Regions from separate parts of the Homo sapiens genome. Here region 2 is linked to region 1. The links are chromatin loops, found by intact Hi-C in ENCODE. Cell type or tissue: chondrocyte. All regions are shown on one strand. Links, peaks and the distances in the headings refer to the core of each region. The heading gives the core; the rest is flanking DNA. Region 1 holds the start of BCO2 (beta-carotene oxygenase 2). Region 2 has its middle 27 kb from the start of SDHD.

Region 1 (5,388 bases), core at 246-5,245:
TAAACAGATCACTGACACTGTGTTTTATTTCAGCATTGTTTCTCAGAGTCTGGTATGAGGACTACTTGCAACAGAAATACCTGGTGTTACTGCTAAAATGCAGTTTCCTGGACTCCATTCTGGTCCTAATAAATCAGAATCTCTGGGGAAGGACAAGCAGGTATTCTTAAGCATACTAAAATCTGGGAACTACAGTATCAGAAGTACAAAGAGGATGCTTTGAAAAGATAGAGAAGGAAACTCTCAGGTATTTATGTTACTCTACTTTTATTAACATTATGCACCATTTATCTTATTCTCAGATTAAAATAAATTCCCTAAGGTCAGGTATGTAATTTTACTCATCTTACTTTTTTAAGTAAATTGAATGGCCTGATTGGGCATTTGTCTAAGTAGAGATACACAAATTTAAAGCATTTTACATTGTAGAAAATATTTACATGTCTATATGTTGTATACTCTATTGCATGCTACTGGTAATCTGCTACATGCTCTTCAAAGTTTCCATAGAATTTGACATTAACACTTTCTTAAACTCCTTTCTATTCGTAGCTTCTGAGACATTGTCCTATTCTAACTTTCCTGCTGCCCTATAACTACTCTCTGCATTCTGCTAGTTTTATTACTTATTAGCTGACAACCTTGGGCAAGTTACTTAATGTCTCTGAGCCTCAGGTTTTTCCATGATAAAATGGAAATAAAAGGAGGTTAATACTTCCTGTTTATGTCTGTTGTCATAATCAAATATAAAGATAGTGGATGCTTTCCAAATGTTAATTCCCTTTATGGGCTCCTTATCCCCCTTACCACTTCATGAATGTTCCTAAGGTCCTACCTTGGATCTTTAATCTCAGCACTCTCCCTTGGCAATCTCATCTAGTCTCTTAATTTCATCAATTACTTCTTGCAGGTGACTTTCAACATGTCAAAATAGAATGTTTAATTCCCCCCCCCCCGCCAATCAATTTTCTTCATCTAGGATATTTCCCAACTCCTTCAGATGAAATTTACTCACCTAACTCATCCTTCAAGATCCAGTTGCCATGTCATTTGCTTTATAAACACAGCATTCCCCTTACCTACAGCAAGAACTGATTCTCCTTAGTCTGAACTCACAGCATCTGTTTATAGCTCTCATATGGACCTTATCTTATCTGTCTTGTATGATAAATGATACTACCAGTACTCCTTGAGTACAGGGTCTGGTGTTTGTCTCCTCTCTCCTTCCAGTACGTAATACATTCCCTTGCATACTGCAAACATTAAATTACTACATTAAGTAATTTTAAAATTTATAGTGCATATTAGTATGATTTCTGAAAGCTCTAGATCAGCCAATTTCTATACATAAAATCATGTAACAATGGTAACTATAATAGAAGGCTATAAAACATAAATGAGTTTTAAGGCAGTCCCCGCAAAATGCAAATAGAGAAACCAAACAATTACATTAGAACGTGTGGCAGTGATTTTTCAATTTAGAAAAGCCTAAATATTGAATATTCTTCTTATTGCAAATCCCAAAGAATACCAAGTCCCTGAATCCTGCCTTAAATATTGCATAAAATATACAAATGTGAAGGCTGTTTCCCTGACCATGAGGAAACAATCCTAACTCAGCCTTCTTTAACTTCCAGGACTCTGCGGAATTGCTATCTCATCTGAGCCACACAGGACACAAAGCTTCAGAAGCTCCCAGCAACCTTCAGGAAAGAGGCACAGAATTCTAAGCGCAGACTGGCAAGAAGAGGAGGATGAGGAAGAGAAAGGGGCAAACCCTCTACCTGGGAGCCGGTGCACCATCACAGGAAGGAAATCCACTGCAGTGGCAGAATGACTCCTGATAAAATGGAGAAAGACTCGAAAAAACATTTTTGTATTGAGCAGATCCAGTGATTTCCAAATCCTCTCACACTGGCAGTTTTGAGTACTACTAAACAGTGAACACGCACAGAACTGCCTGGACTGTCCCTCCCTCACTGACAGGTCAAAGAGAGGACGCAGCTTAAGGGGCGGGGCTTATTTCCATGACAACCGTCCAAACACCCTAGCTATAATACGCAGCTGTTTGAAATATTAAAATTAGACCACCAATAGTGGTCTCCCCCGCCCTAAACTTTTCTTTTTCAAACCTGTTCTCACACTACAGTTAAGTCCGTTTATCCTGATGCACAGCATCAATTTTTTTATGCCACTCCTCTTCTGGAAGATTCCGACACAGAATAAAGTCCGAATTTAGACTGCCACTAGAGGACGCTACAATCTGGCAACAATTTACCTTTCATCCTTTTTCTCTGCCTTTAAATCACTTCATCCTTCCTTTTCTTTTCTATTCATTAATTTTACAGAACATTTTCTGACAATCTAGCATGAGTGAAAGTATGCCCTTAAAATGTATATGACTTTATTAACATTTTTAGCACCAATGTAGCAAATACTGTGCTACAAAGTAAGAATACCAAGAAACAAGATTGTCCCTGCTCTCCAGTTTAGACCATACACTATTCCCCTTCATGAATTATCATCCCAGCAAAGTGACTAACATACCATGATACGTTTGTTCTTCTGTGCCACTGAAGAAACTTTTCCCCTGCCTGAAATATCCCCTTTCCTTTTCAAAAATCCAATTTAAAATCTACCTCTCTGACTCCCTTACCAAAAGGTCTTCTAGTAACTCCCACAGCACTGCCACAGAGTTGCTTTTAACATTAACATATCATGTTTTCCTAGCAAAATTGTATTTCAAGAAAGAAGTGGTTAAAATTGTCAGAAGGGAGTGTCTTAATACATATAGCAGAGTACGAAGATAGTTCGGTATATATTTTGATTAGTAATCAATGAAAAATAACTTATAAATTTGTGATATTTTATTGAAATAGTAAAGAGTAACATTAGAAGTGTAAATTAAAGGGCAATAGTATTCCTGCAATAGCATTTCTCCAGTTGTGAGATAATAATAATTATTATTATTTTCTGAGACAGAGTCTCACTCTGTCACCCAGGCTGGAGTAGAGTGGCACAATCTCGGTTCACTGCAACCTCTGTGTCCCGGGTTCAAGTGATTCTCCTATCTCAGCCTCCTGAGTAGCTGGGACTACAGGTGTACGCCACCATACCCAGCTACTTTTTTTAATTTTTATTAGAGACAGGGTTTTGCCACGTTGGCCAGGCTGGTCTCGAACTCTTGACCTCAAGTGATCTGCCTGCCTCAGCCTTTCAAACTGCTGGGATTACAGGTGTGAGCCACCATGCCTGGCCAAGATAATTACTCTTGTCTACGTGGATGGTACCAAAGCCATCCAAATTTGATTTAAAAAATAAGCCTTCGACACCCAAGAATGATCAATAAAAAAATAAATAAATAAGCCTTCATGATTAGGCTTTCAGGCACCTTTATACTACAAGGTATAACAATTCTGAACAGTGCTGAACAGTAAACACATTGTGACTTAAAATCAGTTCTCCAGTCTTAATCATATCAAATGAAATGATCAAATCAATTTACTGAACCTGCAAAGGGAAGAACTAGATGTTAAACAATGGTGATACCATCAGGATATAACAAGTATATTATGAAATCTAGTCTCAAACAATCTGTTGGCCTTATTTTTCATATTAGTAATAAATGCTTAGAAAAAGAACATTTCTTAATGATGGTAGGTCGAAATCCAGATGACATGTCGTATTAACTCACAAATCTTCTTGTTGTATTTAGTTTTAAAAAATTTCCTTTTGGCCGGGCGAGTGGCTCATGCCTGTAATCTCAGCATTTTGGGAGGCTGAGGTGGGTGGGTCACCTGAGGTCAGGAGTTCGAGACCAGCCTGGCCAACATGGCAAAACCCCGTCTCTACTAAAAATACAAAAATTAGCCGGGTGTGGTGGCAGGCGCCTGTAATCCCAGCTACTCAGGAGGCCGAGGCAGGAGAATCACTTGAACCCAAGAGGCAAAGGTTGTAGTGAGCCAAGATCGCACCACTGCACTTCAGCCTAGGTAACAGAGCAAGATTCTGTCTCAAAAAAAAAAAGCAAAGGAAAGAAAGAAAAAATTGAAAAAATTTCCTTTCCTTCTTTTTTTAGAGAGAGTGTCACTCTGTCACCCAGGCTAGAGTGCAGTGATGCAATCATAGCTCACGGCAGCTTCGGATTCCTGGGCTCAAGCCATCCTCCCACTTCAGTCTCTCAAGTAGCTAGGATTAGAAATGGGAGCCACTGCAAGTGGCAAAAAAGAAAAAAATTCATTTCTAATAATTACTTTGTTGACCTCCAACCTATTCTGTGCCACCACCTCTATCAACCCAATAATTTTTTCCACTTAACCAATTTTCTTTAGCAAGTATTATTTTATTTCACTTTTGTCATCTTTTCTTATATGAGTATTTACATCATGTGGTGTTTATGCCTTAAAATAGTAATGTGATAAAATGAGATTTTATTTTAGAGTTTAGAAGGCAGCAAGGCAAATGTGCAGTCTCCCTTAGGAATAACAATTCCCTGTAGTACTATTTGCAATTTTCTGACTGCTTATATTGGAAAAATATACATGTAATAAACTGAACTGCCTATATGATTGAAAAATGGGTGCTATTTTGTTTAAAAATCTGGTTAATATAGCTATCCCATATAGTAATATATAACATAGAAAGTTTTCAGTAAAATCATAGCAGTACTTCACATTAAAGGGATAATTTTTTTAGCTAGATGAGTAGTATAGATCCTCCAGTCCAAATTCAATTTCTCAATTATAATACGATTGAAGTGACCTCCCAAAGTCATCTTGTTGTTTAAGCCAATCTATTTACTTCTGGATCACTAATCTTTATCCCATACCACACTGCTGCTAATGTTTCTAAATATAATTCATTAACTGCACATGTTGATGTGGTTGATGTGTAAAAAAGCCAACTCATACAAGGTTCTGGTGAGTAATTTCTGGTTTTTATTTTACTACTTTTACCACAAGAAAATAATTTTAAGCCGAGAGCTTTTATTAGTCATACATAATAACTAATAGTGAAAATAATCAAATGGAAATAGCACACAGTTATGTCATTATATTCTAAGAAACTGGAAAAATCACCTCTAAGGTTTTAATCTTCTTTTATAATCCTGACCATAAAAAAAATTTCAAAATTATCTCCAAAACTATCTGATATTTAAACAAAATATTCTAAAAGTATAATATTATTAAACATTATAAATTAACTGAATCCTTTTTTAGAAGTTTCAGAAACACTAAGAAGTTTAAGGAAAAAATAAAAGAATCCACATAAGATTTAAATAATTTACACTTCTATAAAATGCACTAAATATTTGACCCTCAAAAGAAAAGTGACGTAGTTCATGTTAATGGCCAGCTTAGGACATTAACATGAACATTAATATTAACA
Region 2 (5,388 bases), core at 277-5,276, 60 kb after region 1:
ACATAAAGTAGAATGGTGGTTGCCAGAGACCAGAAGGAGGAGGAAATGGGGAGTTTAATGGGTACAGCATTTCAGTTTTGCAAGGTGAAAAGAGTCCTGGAGCTGGATGGTGGTAATGGTCATATGGCATTATGAATGTATTTAATACCATTGCATTGTACACTTGAAAATGGCTAAGATGGTAAATTTTATGTTATTTATATTTTAACACAATAAGATTGGAAAAACAACTTTTATTATAAAAAGTTTAAAACTTGCACAAATACTCATCATCCAGCTTCAACAATTATCGACATTTTGCTTATCTCATTTCTTCTATTTCTCCACTCCCCCCTTATTTCCCTTATAGATTTTTAGGTGTTTTTTTTTTACTTGCATGGTCTAATTATGATCATGTCATCCAAAAATCCTGCTGTATTGTTATTTTTTCCCTATATTTGTTCCTCATTTTTTTAAGAATCCAATGATTCTATGGTTAGTATCTCTGTTAAACAGAAATGAGGGAGGACAGGAAACATTCTTGCTTTATCTTAGGCTTTTTTTCCTTTTTTTGTTTTGAGACAGAGTCTCACTCTATTGGTTAGGCTGGATTGCAGTGGCACAAATCTCGGCTCACTGCAACCTCCACCTCCTGGGTTCAAGTGTTTCTCCTGCCTCAGCCTTATGAGTAGCTAGGACTGCAGATGTGCACCATCACGCCTTGATAGTTTTTGTATTTTTAGTAGAGACAGGGTTTCACCGTGTTGGCCAGGCTGGTCTCGAACTCCTGGCCTCAAGTGATCCACCCACCTCGGCCTCCCAAAGTGCTGGGATTACAGGTGTGAGCCACCGTGCCTGGCCTATTTTATCTTAGTTTCGATGAGCTTATCTTTGCTATTTAACAAATGCTGGCTCTTTGTTCTATGCATGTGCTCCTTTTAAGTTCAGACAAACAGGAACATTCAGCAAAGTTTTTCACTCAGTACTGGTGCGGGCATCAGGAGATATACATGTTGACACATATCTATTTCTGTTGGCTTTCTGGAAATCAACTGCATGACATAACCAGGACTTTTTAAAGGCTCATGATGATTTACCTAGAAATTCCTATTCAAGACTCTATCTTAAGGAAATAATCAGAGATGCAGTCAAAGATTGATGTATATCATTTTGAATAGCAATGGAGTACTCATGTTATATTTTTGACCACCCAGAGGCCATCCCCAGCCCCTTTCTCCCTTGTTAATGCAGAGACTGAGAACAGCAGACACTCGTTTCCCTAAGCCTTTACAGCAAGAGGTGGCCAAATGTGCCAGCTCTGATCAATGAACTCTAAAAAGAAGTCTGCAGGGAATGATGAAAAAGATGTTCTGACGACCAAGGCTTTTACTGCCCTACCTGCAACCCTGCTTCCTGCCTTTGAATCAATCAAAGGAGAATGTGGTACTTGAAGCCATTCCAGCTGTACTGTGACCACAAATTGACGAGCCTAAAAGTGACAGGCCAACATGCTGAGGATGAGAACAGAGAGGCAGAAAGAACTTTAGTCTGAGATGACATCCTTAACCGCTGCATCAAAACTGGACCTGCCTACCCAGACATCTTTTTCTATGAGCGATTCTGTGGTAGTACTCTTTTAATGGGAGATAGTGGGTGTGTATTCTTCTGCTTGCAGCCAAAAGGAAACCTACCTTATATGTATGAATATCCTACAATTTATTTAATTGGTCCTCTAGTTACACATTTAGCTTGATTCGATTTTCTTTTCTATCAGAAGTAACAATGTTGATGAATGTTTTTGAATATGCATCTTTGTCTTTTCGTGAGCATTTTTTTTGGTCTTTGTCTTTATCCTCTGCATCTGAGAAATTTATTTATTTATTATTTTTATTTATTTATTTATTTTGAGACGGAGTTTCACTCTGTTGCCCAGGGTGGAGTGCAATGGTGCGATCTCCACTCACTGCAAACTCCACCTCCTGGATTCAAGCGATTCTCCTGACCCAGCCTCCCAAGTAGCTGGGATTACATGTGCCCACTACCACACCCAGCTAATTTTTTGTATTTTTATTAGAGACGGGGGTTTCACCATGTTGGCCAGGCTGGTCTTGAACTCCTGACCTCGGGTGATCCGCCTGCCTCGGCCTTCCAAAATGCGGGAATTACAGGCATGAGCCACCGTGCCTGGCCTGAGAAATTTATTTACATTTGTCTTCCTTTGCTAATTTTAATTTGACAGAATTAATTTTGCTTTTTTACTCCTTATCCTGTGTTTTTCATTTCCTTTCAACCCTTCCTTTTCTTTTTCCTCTTTCATCACACCTAGTTTATCTTCCATCTTAGCCTACCTTCATCTTCTTCTGTTACAGAGCTCATGACTCACTCACTTCCACTTAAGATACCCAACAATTTCCTAGAACTTTTTCCTGGCTTCCGCAAAAAATCATTTGGACCTATGCAAAACTTCTGAACCTCTATTATACTTTTTTCTTTCACTTGTTTTATAGTTTTGTTTTGTTTTTTTAATAGGTCCCATGCTGATTTTTTTTTCTCCGTGCTCAATTTTGAACAGGGTGATAGCTATTCAGATTCAGTGTTTGTTACCAAGCAGAGTGAGTGAGGATTTCCTTTGGTTCTGCTTTCTGTCTGATAGCTGGATGGTTGAATCCTCCTTTAAAATCTGTACCTGCAGCCTTGGCAACATAGCAAGATCTACCTCTACAAAAAATACAGAAATTAGCCCAGCGTGGTGGTGTGCACCTGTAGCCCTAGCTACTTGGGAGGCTGAGCCAAGAGGATCACGGGCGCCCAGGAGTTCAAGGTTACAGTGAGCCATGATTGTGCCACTGCACTCCAGCCCAGGTGACAGAGCAAGAACCTGTGTCAATCAATCAGTCAAAACAAATAAAGTCTCTATCTGGAGGGCAGGTCATGTGCATGTGTCCCAGCCTCATTCCCAGTTTCTAGCCATTTTTCACTTGGTGTACTTCGGCTCTGCTGAAGCTGCATCTCCCTTTTGCTTCTATTTCCTGGTTTTCTGTTAGTCTCAGCTAATCTACTACATGAGGAATTGTGATTTTTTAAAAATGGAGCCCTAGTAAGATTTTCCTTGTTCTCTCCCCTAACTCTAAATCACACCAGGGTTACACTTGAATTCTGGTTAGTTTCCCCAAACTTTCTGCCCAACAGTTTTTTGATTTGTAAAATTTTTTTTTCCTTTTTCTTTTTTTTTTTTTACACACAAGTGAGAATTAGACAGTTCTTCCAATAGTTTTTTGAAATTCATGTGATTGAAAGAAAGAAAAAAGGAAAAGAAAAAAATCTCAGCTATAGAAGCGTGATTTTTCTTTTTTTGGAGTTGGGGGAAAAGGGTGCAACCTCCGGTGAAGGAGAGACTGGATGAGAAGCAGGAAATCTGCTCCCCCTAGTGGAAAGAAAGAGATACTTCAGGACTAGTTTATCAAAATCTGCTCTTGTGGTCTAGGTCTCTCTCTCTCTCTCTCTCTCTCTCTCTCTCTCTCTCTCTATATATATATATATATATATATATATATATTTTAAAACTAAAGATTTATCAGCAAATAAGTAAATTCTGCAAAATTGCAAAATATTACATATATACATATATATATATAGAGAGAGAGAGAGTATGGAGTTTGAGGTTATAGCGAGCTATGATCACACCACTAATATATAATTTACATTATATATGCAAACATATATATCATATATTTAATTATTTATTTTAAATATTTATTTATTTATTTATTTATTTATTTATTTATTTATTTATATTTTTTTAGACAGAGTCTTGCCCAGGCTGGAGTGCAATGGCGCGATCTCGGCTTACTGCAACCTCCGCCTTCCAGGTTCAAGCGATTCTCCTGCCTCAGATTCCCAAGCAGCTGGTTTACAGGCACCTGCCACCATGCCCAGCTAATTTTTGTATTTTTAGTAGAGACGGGGTTTCGCCATGTTGGCCAGGATGGCCTTGATCTCTTGACCTCGTGATCCGCCTGCCTCGGCCTCCCAAAGTGCTGGGATTACAACCATCCTTTTTAAGGCAGAATAATATCCCATTGTACGTATAGACCACATTTTGCTTATCCGTTTATCTATCAATGGATGCTTGGGTAGCTTCTATGTTTTAGCTATTGTAAATAATGCTGCTATGAACATGGGTGTACAAATATCTCTTTGAGATTCTGTTATCTGTTATTTGGGGCATATACCCATAAGTTAAATTACTGCATCATATGGTGATTTTATTGTTAACTTTTTGAGGAATCATCATACTGTTTTCCACAGAGCTCACAGTATTTCACATTCCCACCAACATTGCACAAGGGTTCCAGTTGCTTCACATCCTTACCAACACGTTATTTTCTGTTTTTTAATTTTTTAAATATATCCATCCTAATGGGTGTGAAGTGCTATCTTGTTTGTAGTCTTGATTTGTATTTACCTAATGATTAGTGATTTTGAATATCGTTTCATGTGCTTATTGGCCATTTGTATATAACAAAAGTTTTGTTTTGTTTGACAAGTTCTTACTCTGTTGCCCAGGCTGAAGTGCAGTGGTGTGATTATAGCTCACTATAACCTCAAACTCCAGCCTCAAGTAATCCTCCTGCCTTAGCCTATTGAGTAGCTAGGACCACATGCCCAGCTAATTTAAAAAAAAAAAAATTTGTAGAGATGGTGTCTCACTATCTTGTCCAGGCTGGTCTCAAACTCCTAGGCTCAAGTAATCCTTGTGTTTCAGCCTCTTAAAGTGCTAGGATTACAAGCATGAGCTACCATACCTGGCTTGTATATAATAAAAATTTTTGAAACTAAAGATTTATCAGCAAATAAGTAAATTCTGCAAAATTGCAAAACATTACATACATCCATAAAAAATAATTTTACTTCAATATATAAGTGATATAAGTTAGAAAGCATAATCTTTTAAATCCCATTTCTAATAGAAAGGTCATATTGGGAATAACCTAATTTAGTAATAAAAGAGTCACTCAGAAAAATGATAAAACTATTTAGAAAAAAAAAAGAACCCTAAAACAGATGGAGAAATACTCTTGATCAAGAAGACTAAAGGTAGGTCGGGCACGGTGGCTCACGCCTGTAATCCCAGCACTTTGGGAGGCTGAGGCGGGTGGATCACCTGAGGTCAGGAGTTCGAGACCAGCCTGGTCAACGTGGTGAAACCCCGTCTCTACTAAAGATACAAAAATTAGCCAGGCATGATGGCACGCGCCTGTAATCCCAGCTACTTGGGAGGCTGAGGCAGGAAAATTGCTTGAAACTGGGAGGCGGAGGTTGCAGTGAGCCGAGATCATGCCACTGCGCTCCAGCCTGGGCGACAGAGCAAAACTCCGTCTGAAAAAAAAAAAAACAAAACTAAATGTA

Evidence for each region. A loop is a pair of places that touch in the nucleus more often than their neighbours do. Peaks named below come from ENCODE experiments on the same cell type or tissue, not always from the same donor. Only the 100,000 strongest peaks of a DNase experiment are listed, where the experiment ranks them.
Region 2: it touches region 1 in a loop (6-fold over the local background); 70 of 110 quality-filtered maps call a loop at or near these places.

The regions. Positions count from the first base shown.
Region 1 is chr11:112,172,086-112,177,473 of GRCh38, reverse strand. TEX12 (testis expressed 12) reads right to left here. Exons shown (of 5, transcript NM_031275.4): 5 at 4,918-5,388. It overlaps BCO2 (beta-carotene oxygenase 2), which reads right to left and starts at 1,962. Exons shown (of 12, transcript NM_031938.7): 1 at 1,785-1,962. The coding sequence starts at 1,872. In chondrocyte, for the core only: a CTCF peak has its summit at 2,246 (motif pointing right); no DNase peak of the experiment used is centred there.
Region 2 is chr11:112,111,632-112,117,019 of GRCh38, reverse strand. No RefSeq gene overlaps it. Among named protein-coding and RNA genes, the nearest start is that of SDHD, 27 kb to the right of the region's middle. In chondrocyte, for the core only: CTCF peaks have their summits at 3,182 and 3,388 (motif pointing left); no DNase peak of the experiment used is centred there.